2 separate regions of the Mus musculus genome follow, and region 2 is linked to region 1. A link is a loop called in an ENCODE intact Hi-C map of the cell type or tissue named here. Cell type or tissue: heart. All regions are shown on one strand. Links, peaks and the distances in the headings refer to the core of each region. The heading gives the core; the rest is flanking DNA. Region 1 has its middle 73 kb from the start of Gm51759. Region 2 overlaps Aig1 (androgen-induced 1).

What was found. Hi-C counts contacts between places; a loop is a spot of excess contacts. Peaks named below come from ENCODE experiments on the same cell type or tissue, not always from the same donor. Only the 100,000 strongest peaks of a DNase experiment are listed, where the experiment ranks them.
Region 2: a loop joins it to region 1, with 4 times the contacts of the local background. A loop is called at or near these places in 2 of 42 quality-filtered maps.

Annotation. Positions count from the first base shown.
Region 1 is chr10:14,198,941-14,201,855 of GRCm38, reverse strand. No RefSeq gene overlaps it. Among named protein-coding and RNA genes, the nearest start is that of Gm51759, 73 kb to the right of the region's middle. In heart, for the core only: a CTCF peak has its summit at 1,279 (motif pointing right); no DNase peak of the experiment used is centred there.
Region 2 is chr10:13,738,283-13,741,197 of GRCm38, reverse strand. All of the region lies in intron 3 of Aig1 (androgen-induced 1), which reads left to right. Among named protein-coding and RNA genes, the nearest start is that of Aig1, 130 kb to the left of the region's middle. In heart, for the core only: no CTCF peak of the experiment used is centred there; a DNase peak (open chromatin) is centred at 1,267.

The sequences.
Region 1 (2,915 bases), core at 177-2,676:
CCTTGAGTGTCTGGCCTATCCCTCAGCACCACAGCCCATTTCTCATGGTAGAGCTCACAGTAAGCATCTTTCACAATAAAATGACCCATCACAATGAAGATTTAAAAAAAAGAAAAAGAAAAAGAAAAAGATTTTCAAATCTCTCTTGACATAACTTTATCTTGAGTTGAAATTTTCACCTTTAGTTTTCCAAAGTATGTAATACTTTTTCTTTAATAGTGTGTGCTGTTTCCGTAACACTTTGGTTTGTTCTTTCTCTGCTTGGGAAGTCTGGATGGTCTCACACAGAGTGTTTATGATGTGAACTTCAGTAGAAGTCAAAAGAAGAAGAACCCTTGGCCTTAAGGAGGCTCTTGGGTAAAAGGTCCAAGGCCAAAGAATATTTATCATGAATGTTACAAGATGCCAAGTTCTCCCTAGTTATGATAGGGAGAGTCCCTTTATGATGCCCCAAGACCATCCCAACCCTTTGTCCTCTGCCCCCTCAGATTCAAAGTTCACTCTTTACAAGGAGATCAGACATACTTCTGAGACAAAGCCTACAGCAGAAAGCTGCCCACTCACTTTACAGAGATCTCCTATATGGCCTGCACTGTGAGGGACTCAGAGAAGGAACAAAATGGTACAAAAGCTCATTTGCCTGCAAATAATAGATGAAAAAAAACTACCCAAATAATCTTAAGGTAATATATGGCTGGCGATGAGCCACTCACTGCTACAAGCAGTAAATTCTGCTGGTAAATTCTTCTTGGGTTCTGAAAACTTAGCTAGCAACCTGAAAGTTCTTGAAATGAAATGAATTCGGGGAACCACTGTACAGTGGCTGAGGACTCCTGGAAGGGTTGGCGGAGCCACAAAGGCCCTGCATGAGGGGAGCCACCGCCATGCATGATAGAGGAAAGAGTCATCCATGGACCAGCATCCTCTACCTCCCTTGAGACTGTAATAAAGACACAGAGGTGGAGGGCCCATGCAGAAACAATCAAAAATCTATACGTTCACCAGGTCCCCTGATGATGGCAGGCATGCTTTTTAAGTCTGATATACTCTGATTTACCCAATGACAGCTCTGCCTCCTTTTTTACAGCTTGGCCCTGAGCATATCAAGGCAATTCCCTTCTTAAACAAGTGTAGCCTGAAACTCTCACAGTTGCTAATCTAATCCATTCCTCAACTTTAATCTATTTTTAATTTATCTCTCCTCTAAGTCTCTCATTCATCAAAGAGGGTAATTAAGAATGGACAGATTTTCAGTATTAACCCTGTGACCCAGGAAATATTAAGCATCCCACACTAGGGGGCGCAGGAAGACAAAAATTTGGGATCATCTAGGCTAGGTCATCTCCAGAAGAAATTTCCCAATGGCATTGCTTGGAAGAATTGAGAGTTATTAGAGATTATCTTTATCCTCATGAGCCAGGTGGCCCCCAGAAATTTGCCTCTTTTTTCGTGCTCCACCCTAAGACATTGCCTGAGACAGGCATTCAAGTGACCCACAGGTCACAGGGAAGGAAGAATCATGGCTTTTGTCCAAAGTCATACCCTCTTAACATGTGCTTCATATTGAGTCAGGTTGTACAGCTTAGAATCTTTGACGCACAATGTTCTTTCTTTAGATTTCCGAATTTCCAACATTTCAGATGGCCTCTTCTTTAAAAAAAAAACTATTAAAAAACAAAAACAAACAAACAAAAATAAACAAACAATAAACCCGTATGGCTGTGTGCATGAGGGTGAAGAATCCAGAGATGACACTGGCAGTTATGGCTAAGTTAACTAGACAGATTCATGTTTCCATCCTGTAAGATTCCTCCTCTCTCCTGGGAAACCCAGTCCTCCTGTATGCTTGTGCTTCACCTGGTGGCTGGGAAGGCTAATTTACCAAATCCCCAATGTCTTAATGTTTGTCACATGCAAAGTAATCACACACACACACACACACACACACACACACACACACACACAAACAAACACTACTGCCACATCTGGACAGGGACTTACAAACTAGTTTTTGAAGTCACTGTGAGATCTTCAGCATTGCAACAGGCTTCGGACACCTAGACGTTTTGATCTCAATGAGGGCCTTTTAAAAAAAATCACTGTGAGTGAATTTATTCCTCTTCAGGCTCTACCCCCAAGTTTTAAAGTTTTGATTCCCGCATTGGTGTGAAATCCTGCACTTAAAACAAATTGGAGCCCACTCCAAAACAGAATTGAAATGATTTCAAAGAATGACAGAAAAACATTTCTTTTGGCAAGGGATGACAGGAAGCCAGAAGGGATGGAGAAGAAATGCAGTGGCGAGCGTAAGCAGTGAGAGCCCTTCTCCATATGCGCGGCCATCAAAAGAGTCTTGCAATCCCGTATGTCGTGTTTGCAGGACACAACTCTGTCTGTTTTGCTTTTTGATGACTCTTTCTAACTCAGCCCCTCCCTCCTGTCCTTGCTGCATCCCTCTCCACTCCTGTGATATTGAAAACTGCTTCTTATAAGGGAAAAAATGCAAGGGACCAATGTACAAGTGAGAAGGCCCAGGGGTAGGTACCATGTGCTGCCAGTCCCACAGGAATGTGGGTCACCATGACAGTGATTGGCACAAAGTACAGATTAGGTTTCTTTTGCCTAAAATTTGAAAGAAATAATTTCTTTGGGCTTCTTTTTGTAACAAATGTTGTGTGAACTATTTTATGGCGTGGTTCCATGGACCTAAAATGAGAGTGCCTGTCGTGCACACCAGCAGTGTTTCCCATTTCCACTGGCCTCCCACCAGAAATATATTCAACATCTATGGCTTTATTAATAGTATTATTACTAATTACCATGTGGGGTGTTCTTCCTGCATATATGTCTGTGTACAGCATATATACCTGGTACACACAGAGGTCAGAAGAGGCGTTTAGATTCCCTGGAACTGG
Region 2 (2,915 bases), core at 244-2,743, 460 kb after region 1:
TTCAAAGATGGCGGTGTATGAGCAGCTAAACCACTTGTGGCAAAAGTGGGTTCAGGAGCATCTTCCTGCAAGGAACCCCCTTGTCTTACGTGCAACTGTGGTACTGTAGAAACCCAGAAGTCAGGCTTTTTCCTCAAACAGAATGCTATGAGAACTTCCAGGCAATTTTTTCCCCAAAATAAAAATTTAGGATTTCCTTTCTTCGCTCTCGGTTTCTGGGAGATTCTGTGTTAGAAATCTGTTTCTGTCATGATGGAGGAAGGAAACACATCTGAAGTTTGCATAGGTACATTTTTTTTGACTGAGTGCTGGATTTCATAGAGAGAGTCATGGCAAAGACCATTTGTGGGAAATGCACATGCATGTCTGTGGGGTTAGAACGCTTGCATGAGAAAGGGCATTCCCATCCAGTAAGCTACAGGGGAAGCAGTGCCTTTCCTGCTGTGCCCTTTCCCAGCATGCCTTGCTCCCACCCCCTCATCTCACTAGTTTCTACAGCAGGAAAAGTAAAACTCGAGACTCCCAACTATGGCCCATATTGTAAAGAGACATTAATAACAGAAAAGCTGTGTTACACACTGTATATAAGTTTTCCGCGATACTGGAGACTCATAAAGAAAACTGGAGCCCAAGAAATACATAAACCTTTTCATTCTGTTTTAATTCTGTGGTTGGCGAAAACCACAGAATTATATGACTGCATTTAGTACAAGTGGGATCCTGTGGCGATTAAGCATAGGAAGTGTGGCAAGACATGTTTGCTCGGGTGCTTTCTTCTGGGAAGCAGGACAGGGTGACGTTCTCCAGTGGAGACCTTACCTTCTCTGAGGGAAGGCCAGAAAATTCTTCTGAGGTTTGCTCTAAGTCAAGCTTTAGAGCAGAGACTGACTGTGAGCTGAGTGAGTTTCCTGGTCCTTCCATTTTCTTCCGTACCATTGAAGCTGTGTGTCCTTGTCACCTTGTAAGCAATTAGCTCAGAAGAAATTTGTTTTTCCCTGTCTTGGACGCTGTGGTTCTTTGATCCCGTAAGCTTCCGTGGGTTCGAAGGCTTGCCAGTTCTCTGGAGTAGAGCACATACGGCTGGTGTCCCTCCTGGTGACCTTCGCAGCCATCTGGGCCTAGAGCTGCGGCTGTCCAGCTCAGCCCAGCAGGGCAGGGCCTGCTGTGTGCCGATGCCTCATTTGGACTCCACGTCTGTGACTCACCCCATCTGTTGGTAATTTGTCGGTTTTTTCTGGAGTCAGGATTTTCAGAAGACTCATTCTCTGGCACCCCTGAGTGAGGAGCCCTAACAGCAGGTCTCTGACTTGTCTCCTCATCGGCCTGTGGCCAGGGCCCACTGCTAGTGCTGTGTCCAGCTGCCCTAGATGTAATGATGTTGTCCTTCGCACTTTAGAGAGCATCGCACCGAGTACCTGCCCCCTTGGAAGCCACTTACAGTCTTTGTAGGACTTGTCTGAAGAAGAGCCAAGCTGGCAGCCATGAGGCTCCACTTTCACTTTTGCAACCTCTACAACAGTAGGCTTGAGTCCTTGTATCATTTGGCCATCTGCTTATCTTGTCTCCTCTTCCAACGGTAAGCAAAACGAGCAGCACTCGCTAAACCACACTTGCTTCCGCGCAACCCCAGTGGGTGCTGTGCACTGAGCCGCATTTCACTTTCGTGTTTTCACTGGGACGATCATCATGCCTCTTTGAAGGACAGACAGTTACTATCTTTGCTTCTCTTTCTAAAGACATTTCGGCTCCAACCAGTGAAGTGACTTGCTGTAACCATGTGACCAATAAATGCTGCCACTAAAACTCCACCTCTCTGCCTGGCCCCCAAAAGCAAGAGTTTTCCTGTTTGGTACACTGCCTAGCATTAATGATACCTTGCTTTGAGTTTCAGTGTCTCTAATGAATTCACCCTTCAGGCCTTAAATGCAGCATCATATATCCGTGAATGAGGCCGATTCACCCATCCATCTAACTCGTATTTAGGAGCTCTGCTGTGTCCCCACCCCCACCCCCCCAGGATACCAAAGTAAGGATTCTTGCCTCAGAAAGCGTTCACTTGTGGATACATCTACTCATCCAGTCACTCTTCCTACAGGGCCTCTAGCATCCAAGCCTTCAATGCTCTCGCATTAGGTCACAGTTCTACTTTGGGGGCCTGTCTGGAAACTAAGAGTCCAAGGAGCTGGCTAGTGGAGCCAGGGTTTGGTATTGATGTCCTGTCCAAATCACTGATCCTACCTTTCTCTTGTTTTCTCCTGTTATTGAACTTATGAGTCACCGTCAACTCTAACTAGCCACTTTCTACCCTACTTCAGCTGTGAAGGAAAGCTGGAGTTTAGAAGTCTAGAGGAAGAGAAAATGCACAAGGCTAGGTTTGTGAAAACCGACTAATCCTGCTTATAGAAAGGTAGATGAGGCTATAGGAGGCATGAAGCTGCAGTAAGATTTGAGAATGACCCTTTTCAAAGACAGGAGGCATTGATAGATGAAACAGAGGGGCAGTCTAATCCAGAGGGGCCTCACAACAGAAGGTAAGTCATTAGTTTTTTTTTTTTTTTCAGCCAGTCTTAATTTTAAAAACCTACAGGACCCAGAGAGCTGACTTTACAACACTCCTCAGTACAGCCCATGCTCTCCTGCTATGTTAGGGCAGAAAGCAACTGTGGCTAGAGAACAGAATGCCCAGGAAGGCTGCACTGCTGAGCCAATGAGCTTCCTTGCCATAGTGGTGGGTTCCTCAAGAAGACAGGCAGGACTGTGAGTTCAAATCCCCACTTAATTACCACATGTCCCGTTTCCTTCTCATTCCCCATCTCCAGAGCCATGTGTACGAGTTCACCATTCCCAGGGAACTTTTCTGCTTAACATGGTGATGTGTGTGTACCACTACATGTTCGACATTCTCCTGTCCTCCC